Linked DNA regions of Homo sapiens: region 2 is linked to region 1. The links are chromatin loops, found by intact Hi-C in ENCODE. Cell type or tissue: heart left ventricle. All regions are shown on one strand. Each heading gives the region's core, and the rest is flanking DNA. Links, peaks and the distances in the headings are about the cores only. Region 1 holds the start of KRT27 (keratin 27). Region 2 overlaps KRT222 (keratin 222).

Evidence for each region. Peaks named below come from ENCODE experiments on the same cell type or tissue, not always from the same donor. Only the 100,000 strongest peaks of a DNase experiment are listed, where the experiment ranks them.
Region 2: it touches region 1 in a loop (2.1-fold over the local background); 6 of 110 quality-filtered maps call a loop at or near these places.

What each region holds. Positions count from the first base shown.
Region 1 is chr17:40,780,214-40,791,675 of GRCh38, forward strand. It overlaps KRT27 (keratin 27), which reads right to left and starts at 2,337. Exons shown (of 8, transcript NM_181537.4): 1 at 1,837-2,337; 2 at 975-1,057; 3 at 87-243. The coding sequence starts at 2,280. In heart left ventricle, for the core only: no CTCF peak of the experiment used is centred there; no DNase peak of the experiment used is centred there; H3K27me3 peaks cover 1,195 bases.
Region 2 is chr17:40,648,731-40,660,192 of GRCh38, forward strand. It overlaps KRT222 (keratin 222), which reads right to left. Exons shown (of 6, transcript NM_152349.3): 3 at 11,257-11,462; 4 at 8,944-9,020; 5 at 8,622-8,757; 6 at 5,935-7,900. The coding sequence ends at 7,672. Among named protein-coding and RNA genes, the nearest start is that of SMARCE1, 6.6 kb to the left of the region's middle. In heart left ventricle, for the core only: no CTCF peak of the experiment used is centred there; no DNase peak of the experiment used is centred there.

The DNA.
Region 1 (11,462 bases), core at 319-8,318:
TTTAAGACATTATATTTATCATCTGAAATTAGTTTTAAAATTTGGTAGGGAGGCGATTGTGAGAGCCAGCCGGGTGGAGCTTCTACCTCCTCATGATTCTTCTTGAGGTAAGCGAGCTCCTCACTGAGAGTTTCCAGCTGGATCTCCAGGTCCGTTCTGCACAAGGTCAGCTCATCCAGGACTCTTCGCAAACCATTGATGTCCGCCTCCACGCTCTGGTGAAGCGCTAGCTCGTTTTCAAACCTTAGAAAAGTATTTGGAAGTTTCATCATTAGTCATTAGACATGGCACATCACTTTTTAGATCATCATACAACTCAGACTAAGCTTTGAGGTAAAACTACTAAGATAATACTTAAAACTTCAGGCCGGGCGCGGTGGCTCACGCCTGTAATCCCAGCACTTTGGGAGGCAGAGGCGGGCGGATCACGAGGTCAGGAGATCGAGATCACGGTGAAACCCCGTCTCTATTAAAAAATACAAAAAATTAGCCGGGCGCAGTGGTGGGCGCCTGTAGTCCCAGCTACTCGGGAGGCTGAGGCGGGAGAATGGCGTGAACCTAGGAGGCGGAGCTTGCAGTGAGCCGAGATTGCGCCACTGCACTCCAGCCTGGGCGACAGAGCGAGACTCCGTCTCCAAAAAATAAATAAATAAATAAATAAATTAATTAATTAAAAAAACACATTTCAGTTAGGTCATCTATCATGCAATAAATACATTTCATTGAAGCAAGAGAATGGGAATAGCCAAAATTCTTTCTCATATGACTTTGACACTCGTTTTTGTTAGTCCCGAAATTTCCCAAGTAAAATTTGTTGCTCAGCTAGTTACTCATTCTAACAGGCATTTTGTTTAAAACAAATACATGAATAAACAAGAACAAAGGCTTGAGACAACGTCAAATAACTTAGAAGAATAAAGGAGAAAAAATGCTTAGACAACTTTTTTTTCCCATTTATCTTCAGCTCTACTTACTTTAGTCTGAAGTCATCAGCTGTTAGTCTTGCATTATCATTTTGCAGGACAACATGGGCATTACTGGTAGTTGCAGAAATTATCTGACAAATGAAAAGTTAGTTAAGATTGAGGAAATATTTAAGATGCATTTCAAAGTTCCTTGAAATAAAATTACCCATGAAATTATAGTAATATTTCTGGCATCTGTCTCTAATAATCAGACCATTCTTTTGAAGATGGGTAATTTAAGTATGGTCTCTCTCTCTGTCTTTTATTTTGAGACCGAGTCTCGCTCTGTTGCCCAGGCTGGAGTGCAGTGGCACGATCTTGGCTCACTGCAACCTCCACCTCCCAGATTCAAGTGATTCTCCTGCCTCAGCCTCCCAAGTAGCTGGGATTACAGGCATGTGCCACCACGCTCGGCTAACTTTTGTAGTTTTAGTAGAAACAGGGTTTCACCATGTTGGCCAGGCTGGTCTTGAACCCCTAATCTCAAGTGATCCACCTGCCTTGGCCTCCCAAAGTGCTGGGATTACAGGCTGAACCACTGTGCCTGGCTGGGTATGGTCTCTTGTATTTCCCACCCCAAGCATTAAAAAAAGCTCTTTCTATGGGAAAGCCTATAAATATATAACTGGAGACACTGGACAGCTTTTGATATTTTAATATTACCAAAAGCATATACCTAATACTACATGATGGACGTGCCATGTTCAAATATTAGAATTTATTAGAAATTATTTTTAATATTGAAAATGAACTCCTAAAATTTAGAAGCTGAGGGCAAAGCCCTGTTATTGTGATAGCTTATACATTTGTGCATCTGTGAGTGGCTAAACACTCTCAGGAGTGCTAACACTCACGCCATGGCGTTTCTTACCTGGTTCTTAAGTTCGTCAATAATTGGGAAATATCTGCTGTAATCATGATCAAGGCCACGGCAAGAACCAGGTCCAAATTTCTCATACCACCCCTTGATCTTCTGCTCCAAGTCAGCGTTGGCCTCCTCTAGGGCTCGAACATTCTCCAGGTAGGAGGCCAAGCGGTCGTTGAGGTTCTGCATGGTCACCTTCTCATTGCCAGAGAGGAGGCCGTGCTCATTCCCTGTGAAGGCAGCACAGGAAGCACTTCCCCCGCCCAGACCTCCGCCATAGCCTCCTGCAGATGAGCTGCCCCCAAAAGCACAAGAGAAGCCACTTCCAATGCCTGGCACACCGCATGTGTTTCCAGCCCCAAAGCCTGCTCCCCCACTAGAGAGCCTCACAGAGCCAGTGCCCCCGCAAGAGCCAAGTCTCCTGGAGGTAGAAGAAAAGCGCACAGACATGGTGTCCGGAGGCTGGAGCCTTTGTTTCTGCGGTGATGCTCTGATGGTGAACGGCCTACTCAAACAGCTTGGTTTGCCTTTATATACACATTATTAGGGTGTTTCTTGATGAGCTTTGCTCATAGCCAAATGATGTTTGCCAGCTCATTGTGAATTATCCATAATGGGGTGATTTTTTTTTTTTTTTAATGAATGGCTTTACCATACTGTGTCCATTTCTGTAGGTGGATAGTTATTGTGGGGTTATTTGTTATCTCTGGAGTTGGACAGGGTGGAGTATTATCAGGATTATTATAGTGATGCATTTCAAATTTAGTATGAGTAACTCTTCCTGTCTTCCAGGCTTCAGGAATGCATAATACCTATAAGAATAAAAAAGTATGATAGACAGATTTCTCTTTCCCTTGCTCAAATCAGCATTGCATTTTCTTCAGCAATGAAGTATCATAGTATCAGAAGAAGGAGGGGAGGTCCTAAAGGAAAACTGAGGCATTAAAGGGAATCTTCTTTGGAGACAGAAAGTGTTCCTTTGATCCTTATCCTTCCTGAATTACCATTTCATCTGTACTGGTTTTCTGTCTAAGTTCCATTGCTAACCAGGTTAAGTAAAGGAATTGGTCACCTCCTCGGGCCTCAGTTTCCACATCTGTAAAGTGAAGGGTCTAGACTGTGGTCTCTATATTCACTTTCTGTCTGTAGATTGCTCATATTTCTGCATTCCTTCTATTGGCTGTCCATTTCCATAGCACTTTTCTGCATTGCTTCTTGTACTTTTCACCTCTTATTTCTGAATTGTGGTCCCACTATTTTACTGAAATTAACCTCTCAGACATCACTGCACATCTCTAATCATCATTTCTTTTATTTTTTCCCCTATACCCTCTTGGTTACATTCAATACTGACAACCTCAGTCTGATGAGTCTGATCGAGTTTCAGACAGTTGCTTTCTAAGAAATTTTCTACATCTCATGTTGCTCCCCTTTTCTCTTCCACTTATAGCTCCTGTGCCCTACCTTTGTCATTTCTTATAGTTTTGTGCTTGGTATTTACGACTCTCTCTCTTTTTTTTTTTTTTTTGACAGGGTCTCGTTTTGTCACCCAGGCCAGAGTGCAGTGACATGATCACAGCTCACTGCAGCCTCAACCTCCCAGGCTCAAGTGATCCTCCCACCTCAGCCTACCAAATATCTGGGACTACAGGCACACGCCACTATGCCTGGCTAATCTGTGTATTTTTTTGTAGAGTTGGGGTTTGCCATGTTGTCCAGGCTGGTCTTGAATGCCTGGGCTCGACAGATCCTCCCACCTTGGCCTCCCAAAGTGCTGGGATTATAGGCAGGAGCCACCTCACTGTCTTAATGTAAATTTTCCCGCACTGACTTGTCCGTTCTGTTTTACTACTTCCCTCTTTCCCATCTCTTTGCCTTTGTTCATGTTATTCTTTCCACCTGGTTTTCTTCTTCAGACTAAAAATTATAACAAATCATTTGAGATCTTGCATTTGCCAAGAATGATTGACATCACTTTCAATTACCTAGATTGAAAATGAAGTTGGCAAAAATATAAATTTTCATGACTTAATAAATGAGCTTGCGGAAAAAAAGCCAGAAAGATTTGTCAATCAATTTAATACATTATTAAAGTATTATGGTTTATTGTTTTACATAAAATTAGGACACCAAAACATTATTTCTTTGCTGTTTGTAGTTTATGCTGTTATATATGTGTACCCGTTACCTCATTACATGTTATAAATAATAAGACTTTTTAGAAGAAAAAGATTTATATTTTACTATTTCTTTTTTTTTTTTTTTGAGATGGAGTCTCGCTCTGTCGCCCAGGCTGGAGTGCAGTGGTGCCATCTCGGCTCACTGCAACCTCTGCCTCCCGAGTTCAAGTGATTCTCCTGCCTCAGCCTCCCAAGTAGGTGGGATTACAGGTGCCTGCCACCATGCCCGGCTAATTTTTGTATTTTTAGTAAAGACGGGGTTTCACCATGTTGGCCAGGCTGGTCTCAAACTCCTGACCTCAGACCACCCACCTTGGTCTCCCAAAGTGTTGGGATTATAGACTTGAGCCACCGCGCTGGACCTATTTTAATATTTCTAACTGAACTTTTTTTCTGACTTTTCAACAGGAGACCTCACATTTTCATTTTGCACTGGGCCTTGTAAATTATGTAGCCAGCCCGAATTGTTGGGTCTCTCTGAGGAAGCTGAAGAATCTCAGAGAAAATACCTCCAGATAGAATTGTTTGAGTGTTCTCCACAAAAAGGGAGCTCACTGTACAACCACTCTGGAAGGAAACACAGACACTTCACACAAAGCTTTCAAATGTTTAAGGTCTTACTCAAAACGAACATAATTTAAAATATCACGATACATTGAAAAACACTCCAACAAGAAAGACAGAGACTCAAACAAACAAAAAATAGCACTCAGGGGAAACAGAGATAATGAAGAACGTTGAAGAAAACTTTAAAAAAGAAACTACCTATAATTATTACTTTCAGAAGTAACAAAAATACTGTATATTTAAAACATGGATAGAACATCATTAAAATTGAACAGGAAGCACATAAAAGACCTCTTAGAATTAAAAACTAAGTCCCAAAAGAAAACTTCAATAGATGAATTGGAAAATAAATTTAAAAAAAAACTCCCCAAAATTAGAACAAAAAGATGAAAAGATAAATATGTGAGCCTTGAAAGAGCCAGTCTCTCTCTCTCTCTGTTTTTTTTTTTGAGACTGAGTCTTGCTCTGTCACCCAGGCTCGAGTGCACTGGCGCGATCTTGGCTCACTGCAACCTCCACCTCCCAGGTTCAGGTAATTCTCCTGCCTCAGCCTCCCAAGTAGCTGGGATTACAAGCACATGCCACCATGCCTGGCTAATTTTTGTATTTTTAGCAGAGATGGGGTTTCACCATGTTGGCCAGATTGGTCTCGAATGCCTGACCTCAAGAGATCCGCCAGCCTCGGCCTCCCAAAGTGCTGGGATTACAGGTGTGAGCCACCGTGCCTGGCGTAAAGAACCAGCCTCTTAAGATGAGTCCTGAGCAGCTAACTGGGCCTAAATTCAAATTAAAACCAAGCAACCATTTGCTGACTACAGGTCACATATTTACTCTGAGTTCCCAGAAAATGTGCACATCTGCTTAACTTTGGGACTTTCATAGCTTCCAGTTTATGCCACCTGAACCAAACAATAGGCTGTAACCTACATGGATCAATCAGAAGTCTGCATGCCCTGACTAATAAGAGCTAACTAAGCAAACATCAACCAACCAGAACTAAGTAAATTTCAATCCTGCATTTTGCATAAGCAGACCTAAGTGGGAACCTGGGTGGGAACTTTCTCTAAAAGACAAATTCCCTTCCTTTGTTCTCTGGAACACATTTTCATTTTACACCAAAGGCTGTGTCTCACCAGCTTGCTAGCTGTTTGCTGGAATGAAGTCTCTGTCCTTGAATTTCCTTCTCAGAGAACTTGTTTACAGATAAAAGAAAATATTAGAAAATGAGAGACTTGGGCCGGGCGCGGTGGCTCACTCCTGTAATCCCAGCACTTTGGGAGGCCGAGGTGGGCGGATCACGAGGTCAGGAGATCGAGACCATCCTGGCTAACACGGTGAAACCCTGTCTCTACTAAAAATACAAAAATATTAGCCGGCGGTGGTGGCGGGCGCCTGTAGTTCCAGCGGCTGAGGTAGGAGAATGGCGTGAACCCGGGAGGCGGAGCTTGCAGTGAGCCGAGATCGCGCCACTGCACCCCAGCCTGGGCGACAGAGTAACACTCCATCTCAGAAAAAAAAAAAAAAAAAAAAAAAAAAAAAAAAAGAAAAAGAAAATGAGAGACTTGGTCAAAGAAGAACAACATCAAGTAGGTCTTCTGGAAAGAGAGAAGGGAGAAATCATGAAGAAATTATTTTATAAACATATTTTCTGAAATACTACTCAGAACTAAACAACTGAGCTTCTAAATTCAAAGAGACCACCAAGAACCATGAATGATAAATGAAAAACATCCACAGTGAGGCACATCCACAGGATCTTTCAGAGAACCATGGCTGGGGGCGGGGGCGACAAACAAACACTTAAAATGTCAGGAGCAAAACCAACACATATTCAATTTTAGGAAAGCCATCATTCTAGTGAAGAATGCTTTCAAAATACGAACCCAGGCCAGGCGCAGTGGCTCACGCCTGTAATCCCAGCACTCTGGGAGGCCGAGGGAGGTGGATCACTTGAGATCAGGAGTTCAAGACCAGCCTGGCCAACATGGTGAAACCCCGTCTCTACTAAAAATACAAAAATTAGCTGGGCCATGGTGGTATGTGCCTGTAATCCCAGCTATTTGGGAGGCTGAGGCAAGAGAATTGCTCGAACCCATGAGGCGGAGGTTGCAGTGAGCTGTGATCACACCACTGTACTCCAGCCTGGTTGACAGAGCGAGATGCTGTCTCTTAAAAAAAAAAAAAAAGTGAACGCAAAATGATATCCAACCTTTTATTTCTAATCCTTTCCTAAGGTTTGTCACCTCATTTCTAAGTTTTTTTCTAATTGTGACTTATGTAGAGAACCAAAATTCTCTACTTTAACAACCACAAGTGAGGGTGGAATAAAAATCTTTTCCGACATGAAAGGTCTCAAAAAAATTATCTCTTTTGCACATTTTGTCAGGAAGCCACTAGAGAGAAAAACATGAAAAAGGAAAACTTAGGTTCCTGGAAATGGAGTTCCAATGTGAGCGCACTGAGTGAGTGTTCCCACATGACAGCTGGGTAGCAGGCTTAAAAAACAGCCAATGTTGCATAGGAGGACAGGAGATTCTGAAAGTGAGCACTTCAGGGGGATAGATGAAAATGATTTCTTGGTAGTTTTAATTGCATAAGAAAGTGGCATGAGAGATAAAGATACGGAGAAAACAGGGGTTAAACTACTTAGAAAATCGTTCTAACTTTAAACTAAGGGTCCTCCATGAATTCAGAAGGGAACGGAACGGCCTAGATCCTGTGAATTCTCAAAACTGACCAGCCATGGTTCCCTCCTGGGAGAGCAACCCACGACAAGGAGAAACTGCTAGGGGAAGAATCAAAATTATTCAGGAGAGGGTCACAGAGAGGAAGGAAACAGAAGGTCTAGATACAAGTGGAGGAGGGAAAAAAAGACAGGAAATTTCAGAAATCAAGCCAATGTATTTTTGAATCCTAGATAAAAACAAGAGAAAAGGGAGCTCTGTGAAGTTAGTAAAGCTATTTGGAATTATACTTTATTATTATTATTTTTTGAGACGGAGTCTCACTCTATTGCCCAGGCTGGAGTGCAGTGGCACGATCTTGGCTCACTGCAACTTCTGCCTCCCAGGTTCAAGTCATTCTCCTGCCTCAGTCTCCTGAGTAGCTGGGATTAGAGGCGTGCACCACCACGCCCAGCTACTTTTGTATTTTTAATGGAGAAGGGAGTTCACCATGTTGGCCAGGCTGGTCTCGAACTCCTGACCTCAAATGACCCACCTGCTTCGGCCTTCCAAAGTGTTGGGACTACAGGCGTGAGCCACCACGCCCGGCCTGGAATGATACTTCAGTCTAGAAGTTAAGGAACATGAATTGGCAATAAAACCAAGCAAAAGAAAAGGATTGAAGTAAAATCCCGGGAAATGTTAATACAAGATAATAAGGATGAGGAGCAGCATAGTGTCCCTATAGAAAATGAAAGCATACCGGAAAGACATGCCTACAAAACTGAGTAAGATACAACCCACCATTTCAAAGTGACTTAAAATCGCTAAAATGATAAAAGAAAAAAAAATTCCCATAAACCAGAATTAGAAAAAAACTTAGAAATGAGGTGACAAACCTTAGGAAATGATTAGAAATAAAAGGACAAAAACCTAATTAAACTAAGATACAATCACAGAAAATGAGAAATTTAGGGGAAATCAGTCACCAGAAGAAAGACATATTCTGGAAATAATCTTAAATAAAATATTAGCAAATACAATTCATTAATATATTAAATAGCAGAAAATATCCCAAGGAAGTTTTTCACCAGAAATGACAATGACTCAATATGATATGTAGCAGATAAAAGTGTCCTATGACAGAAACCATATGATCACCTTAAAAGTACTAGAAGAAAATGTGGGTCCCAGCAGTTGTAAAACTCAGAACCTATGATGGAAATTTTTATAAATATGACAATGAATTATACATTCCTATATGATGACAAAAATCGAAAGAAAAATAGAAATGTCAAAACATTTGCTACACCCAGTAACAAGTGGCAATTTATTTCCCTTGCAAAAAGCTCCCATAAATCTTGGGTTTTTGTTAAAAGAAGGAATAGCAGCGTGTAGTTTTTGCTTTAACAACCACTCGAGTACAGTGGTTGCATTCCTTTTTCTCCAGATGGAGACTGATTTTTGGGAAGTACTTTCAGTGTAGTAACCCAATTCAGCAAAAAGCAGGATGAAGCTTCAAGGATTGGAGAAGAACAGGCAATCATTAGCAGAATGTGTAAAGAACTCAGGAGCCCTAGAATTCCGCCCAGCAAAGGAAAATCAGTGAACCGAAGGCCATAGTCTGTTTTTATAAGCCAAGGAAGGAAGGACAGATTTAAGACCCAAAAGCCTGAGGACAAGATGTTTCCTCCCATCCTGTGGACTCAACAGAACTTAAAGGAAACTTATCCAGAATTTAATTTTACTCCCATTCCTTTGCTGAATAGATACACAGTTAATTCTGGTTTATTTGTTTCAGCAAGAAATGGTGAATTTATAGTTATCTTTTCAAGTCAACTGTCCCCTCACCACAAAGTGTAGTGTGCACTTTCTGTGCTGTAATGGGCCTTGCCTTGGAAAGCAGGCCACCATGAAGACAGTTAAAAAAAAATCAGTGTGTCATGAGCATACCTGATAAGCAGGTCTGGCATCACAGGCATAAAGCCTGTGTGTGCAGCTGCACAAGGTCTCATGTTCAGAAAGGCCCCACATTTGGATTAATGCTCTCCCGTTACTGTCTTGAAAATCTTAGTTTCAAGATGGTAACAGAACTTTATCTTTTAACCTGTCTCTTGTTAGTGAATTCTGTTGGGACCATGGGGGCATACAAGTGAGCATAGAAGTATGCCAGATATGTTTGCCTGCAGGTGCTCCTTACTGTCTCAGGGGCATATGCCCATGTGCCCAACATTCTGGTGGATCCACAAGGTGCAGGAGTCTAACAAAACCCAAAGCAAGTACAAGGTAAGTATATTGTGTCTTTGACTGAGTAATCCCAATCTCTGTCAAACCCAAGAAGCCAGGCTTTCCATTCAAACCAGAACTTGCTCTCTGAGTATAAAAAGAAGACATTGGTCTTCTAAAAAATATGAATGACCAAGGAACCCTATCATATACTTTTTTTTTTTTGAAACAGAGTCTTGCTCTGTCACCCAGGCTGGAGTGCAGTGGTGCCATCTTGGCTCATTGCAACTGCCACCTCCCGGGTTCAAGTGATTCTCGTGCCTCAGCCTCCTGAGTAGCTGGGATTACATGGGTGTGCCACCACGCCCAGCTAATTTTTGTATTTTTAGTAGAGATGGGGTTTCTTCCTGTTGGCCAGGCTGGTCTCGAACTCCTGACCTCAGGTGATCCAACCGCCTTGGACTCCCAAAGTGTTGGGATTACAAGAATGAGCCACTGCGCCCAGCCTATCATATAGTTTTTTCTGCTGCTTTCCTGCTTGCCTGTGTTGCCAACTGCATAAGTGGAAAATGATGACATAGAAAGATCAAACAATCCATAGTTCCTTTTCCTTTCAGTCTTTTTACTCATTGGTAAACCAAAGGTAGAGAATGCTGGTAGAAGGTGGGTATATACAGAAGTGAAATAAAAACAATTGAGTTTGTTTTGTGCAGTGTTTCCACTGTTTTGGTAGGAACAAAATACATATGCATGTATGAGCTACAAATTATGAATTGTGTGATTTTGGGGATTCTGTATACAAGTTAAATGTTCTTTTGCTTGGATTTCAAACTGGCATGGCACAATATAAAAACTCATAGTAACATGTATGCCAATAATTTAGAACTTTAATTTTTCATTATGATATGGTTTGGCTCTGTACCTCCACCCAAATCTCACCTTGAATTGTAATCCCCATGTGTTGAGACAGGGAAGTGATTGGATTATGGGGGTGGTTTCCCCCTGGTGTTCTCTGAGATAGTGTGAATTCTCACGAGATCTGATGGTTTTATAAATGGTAGTTTTTTCTGTGCCCTCACACACTCTCCCTTTCCCGCCACTATGTGAAGAAGGTCTTTGCTTCCCTTCACCTTCTGCCATGACTACAAGTTTACTGAGGCCTCCCCAGCCATATGGAACTATGAGTCAATTAAACCTCTTCTTTATAAATTACCCAGTCTCAGGTAGTTTCTTTATAGCAGTGTGAGAATGGACTAATACACTTTACTTAGAACAAAACTAAATAGCAAAAAAAAAAAAAAAAAAAAAGAAAAGAAAAAAAAAGAAAGGAAACAAAACAGCAACAACAACAACAACAACAGAAAACCCCAAATCAAAACAACAAAATCCAGGACAAATTGAAAACATAAATGCAGATGCAAGGAAACAGCTTGATATTTTAGTGCCTTTGGGTGATACATTTTTCCTGATTGTTGAACAAGGAATCCTATGTTTTCATTTGGCGCTAGGTCCTGAAAATTATGTAGCTGGCCCTGAATATTGTACATTTGGAAATCATTTCTCTGTGGATTTCTAGTATTTGCTTCATTTGATGGCTTTTGGCTGAAGATTTTGTAAATATCTCATTCTTTGCCACTTCTCTGAATCCCATGTGACTGGAGGATTGTGAGACAGAATTCCTTCTCTTGCTGGAGATTTTCACTGGAATCAGGCCATATACCAGAGAAATAAAGGAGCTGCTTTCCTTTTAGGCAATTTAATATTTGTTGGGAATTCCTACCATACATTTTGATCCAGAAAGGTATAAATAGTCATAATCACAAGAATCATGATGTTCATCAGCCTCATGGGGCTTCACATTCGAGAACAGGTGTTGGTGGGTTAAATTTGGCCTGCTATGTGTTTTTGTACAGACTGTGAGCTAGGAATGGTTTTACATTTTTAAATGGTCAAAAAAAGTTAAAAGAAGAAGAATATTCCACGACAGGTAAAAATA
Region 2 (11,462 bases), core at 1,528-9,527, 130 kb before region 1:
TTCCCGTGGCTCTTTGATAATAATGGTTGGAGTCCTGAACCCGACCCTTTGTATCGGACCGTGTTTGTCATCTCCAGTGCTTTATGAAGGCCTTGAAAGCAAGGTTCAGCCGTCTGTATTGGTCATCTTCCCATTGCCAGTGCCTACGAAGGGCTTGACCCATTCATTGTTAGACGCTCAGTAAGTGTGTATTGAGGCAGCCCTCTGTGCCACTCCAGGGCTCTTTCCACTAAATCATGAGTATGTTGGTTTACCAGATGGAATGAGTAGCCTCTTCTTTGGATACATAAACACCCGATGGATATTGTGGGTCACTGTGGAGGGAGAATGAACGTATGGGATCCCTGACCTGTGGTTACTGGAAAACAGTTGACATTTAGAGAGAGGCTGAATTCTTGGGCTTCCCGTAGCCCCCATCCTGAGTGTGCCAACAGGGACTAGAAGCATCTCTAGTCTGCAAAGCGAGGAACAAGTGATACTCTGTCCAATTTTTCCAATATTGTTATACTCATGAATAGAGATTAATGAAATTGAAGAGCATATTCAAGAGAAAGACTAAAGGAGAAGTCGTCTGCCCCGTGGACAGGCAGCTTGAGTGGTGCTTGAGAAAATGTACATGAAATTGCTTGTTAAAAAATATTCACGCCTGTAATCCCAGCTCTTTTGGGAGGCCGAGGCGGGCAGATTACTAGGTCAGGAGATCGAGACCATCCTGGCTAACACGGTGAAACCCCGTCCCTACTAAAAATACAAAAACAAAATTAGCCGGGCGTGGCGGCGGGCGCCTGTGGTCCCAGCTATTGGGGAGGCTGAGGCAGGAGAATGGCGTGAACCCGGGAGGCGGAGCTTGCAGTGAACGGAGATGGCGCCACTGCACTCCAGCCTGGGCGAGAGAGCGAGACTCTGTCTCAAAAAAAAAAAAATTATATATATATATATGTATATATCCATCAGAGACATGTAAAGGATTAAAGTACGATACACAAAGGCCTCAGAAGGGATTTCAGTACATTCTTTTTCTGGCTTCGTCCAGCAACTCCAGCCTGGTTTCTTCCCTGCCTTTGGGATTATGGTGGGAGGATTGGGCGAGTGCAGTGCTGGGGAGGCGCTGTGTGTTGTCTCTAGGCAGTCCTCTGAAGAAAAACTGCAGGTTTTGGATGTTAAGAATAAAGCACCCTATAGTAGGAAAGGGGTGGCCCAAAAACGGCAAAAAGGGAAAGGAGGGGACCTAAGTGGAGCAGTGACATTGTCTGATACACTTTCTCACTGGGTTTCTGCTCAGATGTCACCTTCTTAGTAGGTGTTTCCTGACCTTTTTAAAATTGCATCTCATTCCCCAACCCCCGGTGTCTGTTCATGGCCTGTGCTTTACTTTTTCTGTAGCACTTGTCGCTACCTAACATACTATACTTCTTATGAATTTATTTTGTTTTGTCTTTTTCTTCTTCTTTTCTTTTTTTTTTTGAGACGGAGTTTCGCTCTTATTGCCCAGGCTGGAGTGCAATGGCGCGATCTTGGCTCACTACGACCTCCGTCTCCCGAGTTCAAGTGATTCTCCTGCCTCAGCCTCCCAAGTAGCTGGGATTACGGCATGTGCCACCACACCCTGCTAATTTTGTATTTTTAGTAGAGACGAGGTTTCACCATGTTGGTCAGGCTGGTCTTGGACTCCTGACCTCAAGTGATCCACCGCCTCGGCCTCCCAAAGTGCTGGATTACAGGCATGAGCCACCGCACCCAGCCGTCTTTTTTTTCCCATCAGGGTGGAGATTTTGACATCTGGAACAGTACACAGCACATTTAGATGCTCAATACTTGTGGAGTAAATAAATGAATGACTCATTTTCTTCGCTTGGTTCTTTCTCTACCAAAGATTTGAAAAATTAAGAAACACCAGCCTGGCAACATAGGGAGACCCCATCTCTTAAAAAAAAAATTAGCCAGGTGCGGTGGTGCACATTTGTGGTCTCAGTTATTTGGGACGCTGAGGTGGGAGGATCGCTTGAGCCTGGGAGGTCAAGGCTGCAGTGAGCCATGATCATGCCACTGCACTCCACCCTGGGTGACAGAGGCCCTTTCTAAAAAAAAAAAAAAAGAAAAGAAAGAAGGATATAGGCAAGAGATAATAGAAAAATAATCTGTTCTCTAGTCCTGAAGAAACTAAAACTGAAGAGTGAATTATCCAGCAAGATGGACTTTACTTATTATGAGTTTTTTTCCCCCAAAGCAAACACCAGAACATATGCTCTTGCCTTTAGAAGGATATTTATGGTAACTACAGGACAGATGTTTGGAGTTGTGATTATTCCCAGAAAATTTGGGATACAGCATCAATATGACTATTTAAACTAAATATAACTATAAGGGTAGTTGGGAGCACTCACGTGGGACCAGTGGTTAACCCCAGAGATAATCTTAGGCCCAATTAAGACCTAACTTAGGCCTTAGTTTTCATTCTGGCAGCAAGATCCAGAAACGTGGCCTGCTTTCCCCTCTGACACTACTCATACTTTTTTGGGGTTCTTCTTTCCCCAAGACAGGGAAGCCAAAACTAAGTAAGCTAAGGTTCTAGTCCAGGTGTCTTTGAGTTCTTTCCATTGTTCTGTGGGAAGAAACGGGTGATGGAGACAGAGTTAGGGGTAGGACTGGGAAGAAAGGAGAAAAAAGGAGAAAATAAGACAGAATAAGGAAAAACCTGAAGTCCTTGGACACCCAGTAGTCCATGAATAGGCTCTAAGTGATCTATGAACCCTTTAAAATTATACTCAATTTTTATGGGCTTTTTTCCTGATAGGTTAATTCTTTCATGAGATTTTCAAAGAGGTGCGTGACTCAAGAAAGATTATGAACCAACCACTGAGCCATGGAGTTTGTAGTATGTTCTTTTGAAGCTTTTATAATGGATTTTTTTTTTCTTAAACAAGGGAAAGCGAGAGCAAAGCTTTACTTGACCCAAATAGCCTATGAAAGTCTGATTATAGACAACATGATGAAACAAACTAATTTTCTCAGCTGTTTCTGTGAGAGCAGAAGGAGTTATGGGTATTCTGTTTTCTGTAGCTGGAAATAGTTGTGAAATATTGAAGTTTAGCAGCTTTCCAGGACAGAGTGATCCACACTGTTTTACAGAATTTAAAAAGCACGGTTTGCTTTGAGAACCCTCTATGTTGCCCTCAAAATAACCTGGAGGATTTGGGACATGAGTGTTGCCCCATGGTGTGGAAAAGGATGAACGTTGAAAACAGGGTAGAGCTGGAGAATCTGGGTTGTGGGGTCTATTATCCACTGATAATATTGGGAGTCTAGGGCACAGTAGCCAAACGAGATTGTTGCAGGCCGTTATCTGGGCTGCCTCCTGTTTTTGTAATAAACCCTTATTTGGACACAAGCACCTTCATTTATTTACGTATTGTCTTTGGTTGCTTGTGGTTACAAGGGAAGGGTTGTGTAGTTGTTACAGGGATCCTATGGCCTGAAAAGCCTAAAATATTTGCTCTCTGGGCTTCGATGGAAAAGGTTGCCAAGCCTGGTCTAGAGTCTAAGCATGTGAGGGAAACTTGGAAAGCCTTGTACTGATTTTCACATATACCTTATTTTAGAGCCTTTATTTGTCATATGCCCACAAATATTGGCAATCTGTGTGTACATGCCGGCCATAACTTGTAAACATAGAACCAAATTCTGCCCTGTGGACAAACTTTCCTTTGATTTCATGTGTTGATAATTTGAGTAACGTGTATGCATATTGTTTAACTAAAATTTAATTTTGGCTCATGTATCATAATACATTTCCAATGGAAACTTTCAAATTAATGTAAGCATTTTTTGACTTCAGAGATTTTTTATTTTTGAGACAGGGTCTCACTCTGTTGCCTAAAGCTGGAGTGCAGTGGTGCAATCTAGGCTCACTGCAGTCTTGACCTCCTGGGTTCAGGCAATTCTCCCACCTCAGCTTCCTGAGTAGCTCAGACTACAGGTGCACACTACCACACTGGGTTAAGTTTTTGATTTTTTTTTTTTTTGGTAAAGACGAGGGCTCACTGTGTTGCCCAGGCTGGTCTCAAACTCCTGGGCTCAAGCGATCCTCCTGCCTCAGCCTCCCTAAGTGTTGAGATTACAGGTGTGAGCCACCATGCCCGGCCAACAGATTTTTAAAAAATTCTAAAAACGTAAGAAAACAAATTGAAGGACAAACTGAACTTTGCCAATACAAAGATCTCTAGCAAATGAATAAGAAATATGCTTATGTGCAGTATTAGTTGTATATTTCTGCATAACAAATTATCCCAAAATTTAGTGGCTCAAAATAATAATCACTTATTATCTTTAGAGAACTATTTTTTTTTTTTTTTGAGACACAGGGTCTCACTCTGTCACCCAGGCTGGAGTTCGGTGGCATGATCTTGGCTCACTGTATCTTCCACCTCCTGGGCTCAAACAATTCTTCCACTTCAGCATCCTGAATAGTTGGGACTACTGGTGTGTCACCATATTCGGTTAATTTAAAATTTTTTAATAGAGACGAGGCCTCACTGTATTGCCCAGGCTGGGCTTGAACTCCTGAGCTCTAGCAATCCTTCTGCCTAGGCCTCTCAAAGTGTTGGGATTATAGGTGTGAGCCACTGTGCCTGGCATAGAGAACATTTTTATACTTTAGACACTGTGCTTGGCATAGAGAACATTTTTTGTACTTTAAAAGCTATCATGACAGAACAGTTCAAATTGGGTGACTCACTGGGAAAGAATAACTGTTCTGGAAGCAATTGAAAAATTAAAAATAGTATCTTTACCTGTTGTGTTTTGAACTATTAATCATTGTCCGCTGTAATTTCCCCCACACATTCTTTAAAGACAATTTTCTTCCAAATAGTACTGTATATCTGAGCAGTGCTTTAACAAATATTTTTGCTTGTATATTATTTCAAACAACTGTAAGGTAGGTAGAGTAGGAATTATTATCCAGCTTTACCTTTTCCTTTGTTTTCAAGTGTAAAACTTGAGGCCTAGGAACTTAAAGTGGCCCCTCCTGGTTACATGGTTAGTGACAGAGCCAGGGTTAGGATCCTACAATTGTTAGTAACTGGAATTACTCTTTATTTTTGTATTTTTTTATGGAAGCATGCATTTGAAACATTTCAGAGAGATTAAAGAATATTAATTTCTACTCATGTGTAAAGCAAGGATAATATTATTCATTTTGTAGGATTGTTGTAAGGAAGGATTAGGGATTATTAGGGATAAACACAGTGCCTAGAGCTGAGTAAGTGCTTTGCAAATGGTGCTGCCATTATTAAACTTTTTCCAGAACTATGGGATTATGTGATTATTTTGATTTTTAAAAAACTAGAATAAAATATTGATATACCATTCTTAACTCTTTTGTAAAACAAGTTAAAAACCATTATCTATCTACTGTGATTGCAGTTTTCTTTATTCCCCAAATGAACTAACCATACTGGAGTAATTAGTTCTTTGTTTCACTTAACCATGCAGAGATATTTTTGAACTAAAAGGACTGCGTTCAAACTCACATACAATGCAGCTTTAGCATTCATATTTCAATTTTTTCAATTTTTAATTTTTATTTATTTTTACTTTTTAGAGAGATGGGGTCTTGCTATATTGCCCAGGCTGGCCTTGAACTCCTGGGCTCAAGCAGTCCTCCCACGTTGGCCTCCCAAAGTGCTGGGATTACAGGCATGAGCCACCGTGCCTGGCCATGTTTCATTTTTTTAATTGTAGTGGAATCATTACCTTGGTAAATTCATATCCCAATTTAAAATGCCCCAAAGCAAATAAAGCTTCATTATAAATTCAAATACTGTATTTTAAAATCTACATGTTATACACCCAATAGATGCATACTGGAATTGCTACAACAAGCAGTTACATTCATGACGACCAGTACTAAGTTTTTTTTAACACTGCAATAGATTATGCTAGATATATTGCTTTATTATGATCACTGTTGCTTAGTACAGTAACTTTAGTACAATAGCTTATATGATTGCATTTTTAAAGCTTTAATAAAGTTAGTAGCATTTAGCAATATCAAATGAAACATTTTTTATGTATAGGATGTATTTTAGGTCAGATGCTTATGCAAGAATAAGCACTTAACATGCTGTTATATCCTTGACAAAACAAAATCATCCCTTTTCACTAAATAGAATAAACCAGACTAAAAGGAATCTGAAGTAATTGAAAGAAAATTAAAAATTTTATATCCCTGTATTATGTTAAAGATTATTTAACATAATATTTTCCTGGTTAAAACATACATTTTTCTGGTTGAAATATATATATACATATATATAAATTATATATATGTATATATATAATAAGTATATATGGAGAGAGAGATAGAGGAGAAGAGAGAGGAGAGAGAGAGAGAAATATTTTAAAGGCTGTACTAAAATGCTAACGTAGCTATAGCCCTTAGATGATACTTTAGCTGGGAAAAAGTATGGTGAGTTGTACTCAGCTACTTTTTCTGCTTAGAAAAGAATTAAGAACTTATAAATTTCTAATGTCTTAAAACAGGTATTTATTAAGATCTTAAATATACCTGTATTAAACAAATTAGGTTATTTTAAAAACTTTGCAACAATACCTCACTTATTCACAAATATATTTTCTACCCATATTTATTACAATTTGAACGATTTAAAAACAAATCCTCTAAATACTCTTAGCTTAGATAACAATACCGTTATCTTAGTTCACATAAATGATTGCAAGAAATATTTATAATACTTCATATAGTATCTTATCTACGGCTTATAGCAAACAATCTAATCACATTTAGCTTTACAGTTGGAAAAACTGGGATGGTGGGTAACTGTTCTGATAACTATAGTAACTACCTTTTCAATTTGCTTTTCATGTTTTGTTTGCGCAGTTGGCCTTCTGATTTTTTTTCTTTTTTTGGTGGGGGATACAACCTTTAAAGTTCCTTGAGTAAAGTAAATCTTCCGGAAATCAGATACTTATTACAAAAAAAACCTTTTAGATATATGTAGATTAACTTAATTGTACTTATCTCAAATTAGCCCTGGGGTGTGTTCTATAGTTTGCTCAGAATTTCTCATGGAAAATAACTCATTTTTCTCAGTATACAAATGATTTATCTCAAAAAGAAGAATCCTCATTAGGTGAATAGTGAGTCCCCCTTTAAAAACTTGTTTATAATTGCTCTTTTTGAAAAATAGAACAAACATTGTAGGTTTAACCAGTCATGGAATAATGGTGAATAACTCAGTGTGACTCTTAACACAATCCTATTCAAACAATTCTTTTTTCCTTAGCGTATTCAGCCATTGAAAAAAATTACAAAGACTTTACTAAACCAGGTTAATGCTTACAGTCTCTGATGAAGTTTCAAGGGAAAAAGAAGACTATTGGGAGAATATAAAGAAAGAGACTGTACTGGATTTGTGATTTTATTTTTAAGCTACTCCCTCTCATTCATATATATATATATATGTCTATCTCCATAATTAGATTCAGAGAAATGTCCTTTATTGTTTTTTTCTTCTGAAGAGAACCACATATTGATCATAACATTTTCCATACATACGTAATAACTTACATTTTGGGACAGAGGGAGTTGGTATGGCCCACCTTGGTCCATCCTAACATTTTCCAATCAAGTCAAATACTATCTTTGGATTAATTAGCTGTTGATGGAGGTTTGATAGAGGGAATACTGCATGATCTTCTCATGATAAGCCTGACTTCTATATCTGGTAGATTATCCTGCTTAGTCTCTAAACACCCTTCATCAGTGGCTGCTAAATGAAGATCAAATCGAAGAGAAACAGACTTTTTCCTCAATCGAGGGTTATCTTTAAAGAAAGAACCTTCCCATTCTTTAATAACTTCATCCACTTTCTCTGTCCTGAAATGATAAAATAAACCTTTTAATAATGAAGAAGTATGGGTCTATTAAAAATATGTATTATATATTTCATATCTATGGAAAAATCAAGAAATTTGTATAATTTATAGTGTATAGAATTTATAATGTACATACTTTAAAAATCATATGAATAGAATTTCAAAGGAATTGTATGGAATTTCTCTTTAGGAATTCTCATGTTTGGGTTGTATTTTTGGAAAAAAACGGCAAAGTAAGGATTCAGTACTCTTCCATGAGTTTTTATGTATATATGTCAGATTAAAAATCACAGTATAGGCTGGGTGTGGTGGCTCATGCCTGTAATCCCAGCAATTTGGGAGGCTGAGGTGGGCAGATCATGAGGTCAGGAGAATGAGACAAGCCTGGCCAACATGGTAAAACCCCATCTCTACTAAAAATACAAAGAAAAACCCAGCTGAGTGTGGTGGCGCGCACCTGTAGTCCCAGCTACGTGGGAGGCTGAGGCAGAAGAATTGCTTGAACCCGGGAGGTGGAGGTTGCAGTGAGCCAAGATCGCGCCACTGCACTCCACCCTGGCGACAGAGCAAGACTCAATCTCAAAAAAAAAAAAAAAAATCACAGTATACTAAAACTATGTTTGGAAACATTTAAACAAAGAAGAGTAATTACTGGGATTACGCAAAGTTAATTTCTTTACATATATTTATTATTATTTCTTAGTCAAAGTTTCTTTACTTACTGAATAGTGCCATGAGCTTCAGTGCTCTCCTTAACGATACTCCCATTTAAGATTGCCTGTTTGGTTACTGTTTCTACATTTTCATTCTCATACTTTTGTGGGACTTTTGTAGTAAAAGATATTTCATTTATAATGGCTGTGAAAATATCATTTATGATATATTAAATTACAGTATTGAATTACTGTTCACAAATTATATTCAAACTTTTATTCAAATATTGCTTGTTTTTTTTCGACTTTAAAGTATTTAATTTCCTTATAAAGTAATCCCTGTAAATAGTACATCACTTTTCAAATGAGTTTATTTATGTCAGAAACTCACCTGATGGTAAAACAAAACCAACTCTACTTGTGGTAGGCTTTTTGTCTTTTTTCCCACCTTGGATACAACCATAATATCTGAAATCAGAAAGAATTTTATTTTAAGAGCAACACTGTATCAGCAAATAATTAAAACAAACAGGAGAATGGATAAATCGTATATTCACGCAATAGAAACACTATTTAACTGAAAAGAAATGAACTAAGGCTTCACCGTATCTTTATGGATTGATCCCCTAAGAATAATATTGAGTGAAAAAAGAAGTTTTATAGTTTTATAAAGTTTAGAATAATATGCAAAACAATTTCATACTTTGTAGGAATACATACATATTACCATAAATAAATGTATGGGACTAATAAGCATCAAATTCAGAAGCCAGGTCAGGTAGAGGGAGGAGCATGAGATTAGGGTATGTGGCTTAGGTGTCCAGGGAACTTCAACAACATTGGAAACATTTTACTCTTTTTTTTTTTTTTGGAACTATTTTTCTTCTTAAACTGGGGGAAGTGGGTACAGAGGTGGTCATTATATTTTTTTGAAATTTTCTTGTATATCTCAAGTGTAGCCTAATTTTTTTAAAGTTTTACTATGCAAATATTAAAGACTTTGATCAATATCTTGAATGATTAGGAATTAAATAAAATTCACAACCATTCATTTTATTTAACAATTATATAGTTACATGTATATAGGAACTGGAATGATTAGGAATTAAAATTTATAACCATTTAACTATATAGTTACATATATACATATACATATGTATATACATGATATGTATACACACACATTTACATAGAACTTACAATGTGCCAGGTATTGTTTTAAGCACTTTACAAACATTAACTCATTTAATCCTCACAGCAATCCTATGAGGTAGGTAGTAGTATTATTCCCATTTTACAGATGAGAAAACTGAGGCACACAGAGGTTAAGTAACTTGCCCAAGGTCACTCAGCTAGTAAGTGGTATATTTTTGATTCAGTTTATGTTTTTTCAAAGATTTAATAAATGTCAAGATTTATTATAGGCTAAAGTTGTTTCACCTAGTTTTCATCTAGTTTTATAGAGGACTTAGAATTTGGAAGCAAGCAAGAATAAAGATTTTTTCATGGAGAATTGGAGGTTATGTCATGCTCAAAGCAATATGACCTTATAAGTCATTACAGATTATGATGTATGAATTAACAAGAATTCCTCTTTTGATATCTTTTCCTATCAGGATATCTGGTAGTCTTTTAAATCATGACTCAAAATAATATTGCTTTCCGTGGTTGTAATATAATTACGTTAGAGTAATGATTACTGTTTTGAGGTTTGATGTGTGGTATAGGGTGAGCCCTTGATCAGGGGGATTGTGGTGATTGTGAATTTTCCAGGCTTTTGTTATGGGTGATCCTTAGAAGGCACAGACTAATCCTAGAAGAGATGAATGGCAAGGAAAGTGAGAAAGTTAGGAAAGGTCTCTCTCTCTCTCTCTCTTTTTTTTTTTTTTTTGAGGTGGAGTCTCACTCTGTCGCCTGGGCTGGAGTGCAGTGGCGCAGTCTCGGCTCACTGCAACCTGCCTCTCCTGGATTCAGGCGAGTCTCCTGTCTCAGCCTCCCGAGTAGCTGGGATTACAGGCATGCACCACCATGCCCGGCTAATTTTTGTATTATTATTATTGTTTTTTTCTTTTAGTAGAGACAGGGTTTCGCCATGTTGGCCAGGCGGATCTTGAACTCCTGACCTCAGGTGATCCGCCCACCTCAGCCTCCCGAAGTGCTGAGATTACAGGCGTGAGCCGCTGCACCCAGCTCAGGAAAGGTCTTTTTCATGATTAGCTCATTGTAATCCCAAACTCCTTAAGCAATCCTCCTACCTTAGCCTCCCAAGTAGCTGGGACTACAGGTGTGTGCCACCATGCTCAGCGAATTTTAAAATTTTTTGTACAGATGAGGTCTCACTATATTGCCCAAGCTGGTATTGAGCTCCTGAGCTGTAGTAATCCTCCTGCCTCAGCCTCCCAAAGTGCTGGGATTACAGCAGTGAGCCACTGCAGCTGGCCAAGACTACAAGATCATTTTTGTAGTAATCTAGAATTGTTTACATTTTGTTCTAGGTGACTTTGGCTGTTTGGTTCCTAATTTTGGAAGACTAGAAATGGTTCTTTCATATATTCTTTGCAGTGCATACCTTATTGTATGGGCTCAGTGAGTACACCATGATGATGATGGGGTTTTTGGATTTAATTTCTCTGACTACATCAACAATGGCATAAGTGGCTCTGTATTTCTGGCCCCTTGTCATTAACTAAATGGATTTAGGTACCTGATTTCTTCTTTTTCTAGGAGGTGGCGATAAGTTGCTATTTCTTGTTCCAGCCTCATCTTCGTGTTGAGAAGCATCTCGTGCTCTTGAAGCTGCTTTTCGATGCCGCGCCTTACTTCCTGTAGCTCTTTTTCTAGTCCTTCAATCACAGTCTCTAGGTCTTGCAGCTGCATCTGGTAATGCTGCTCGCTGGCATGTAGGGAGTT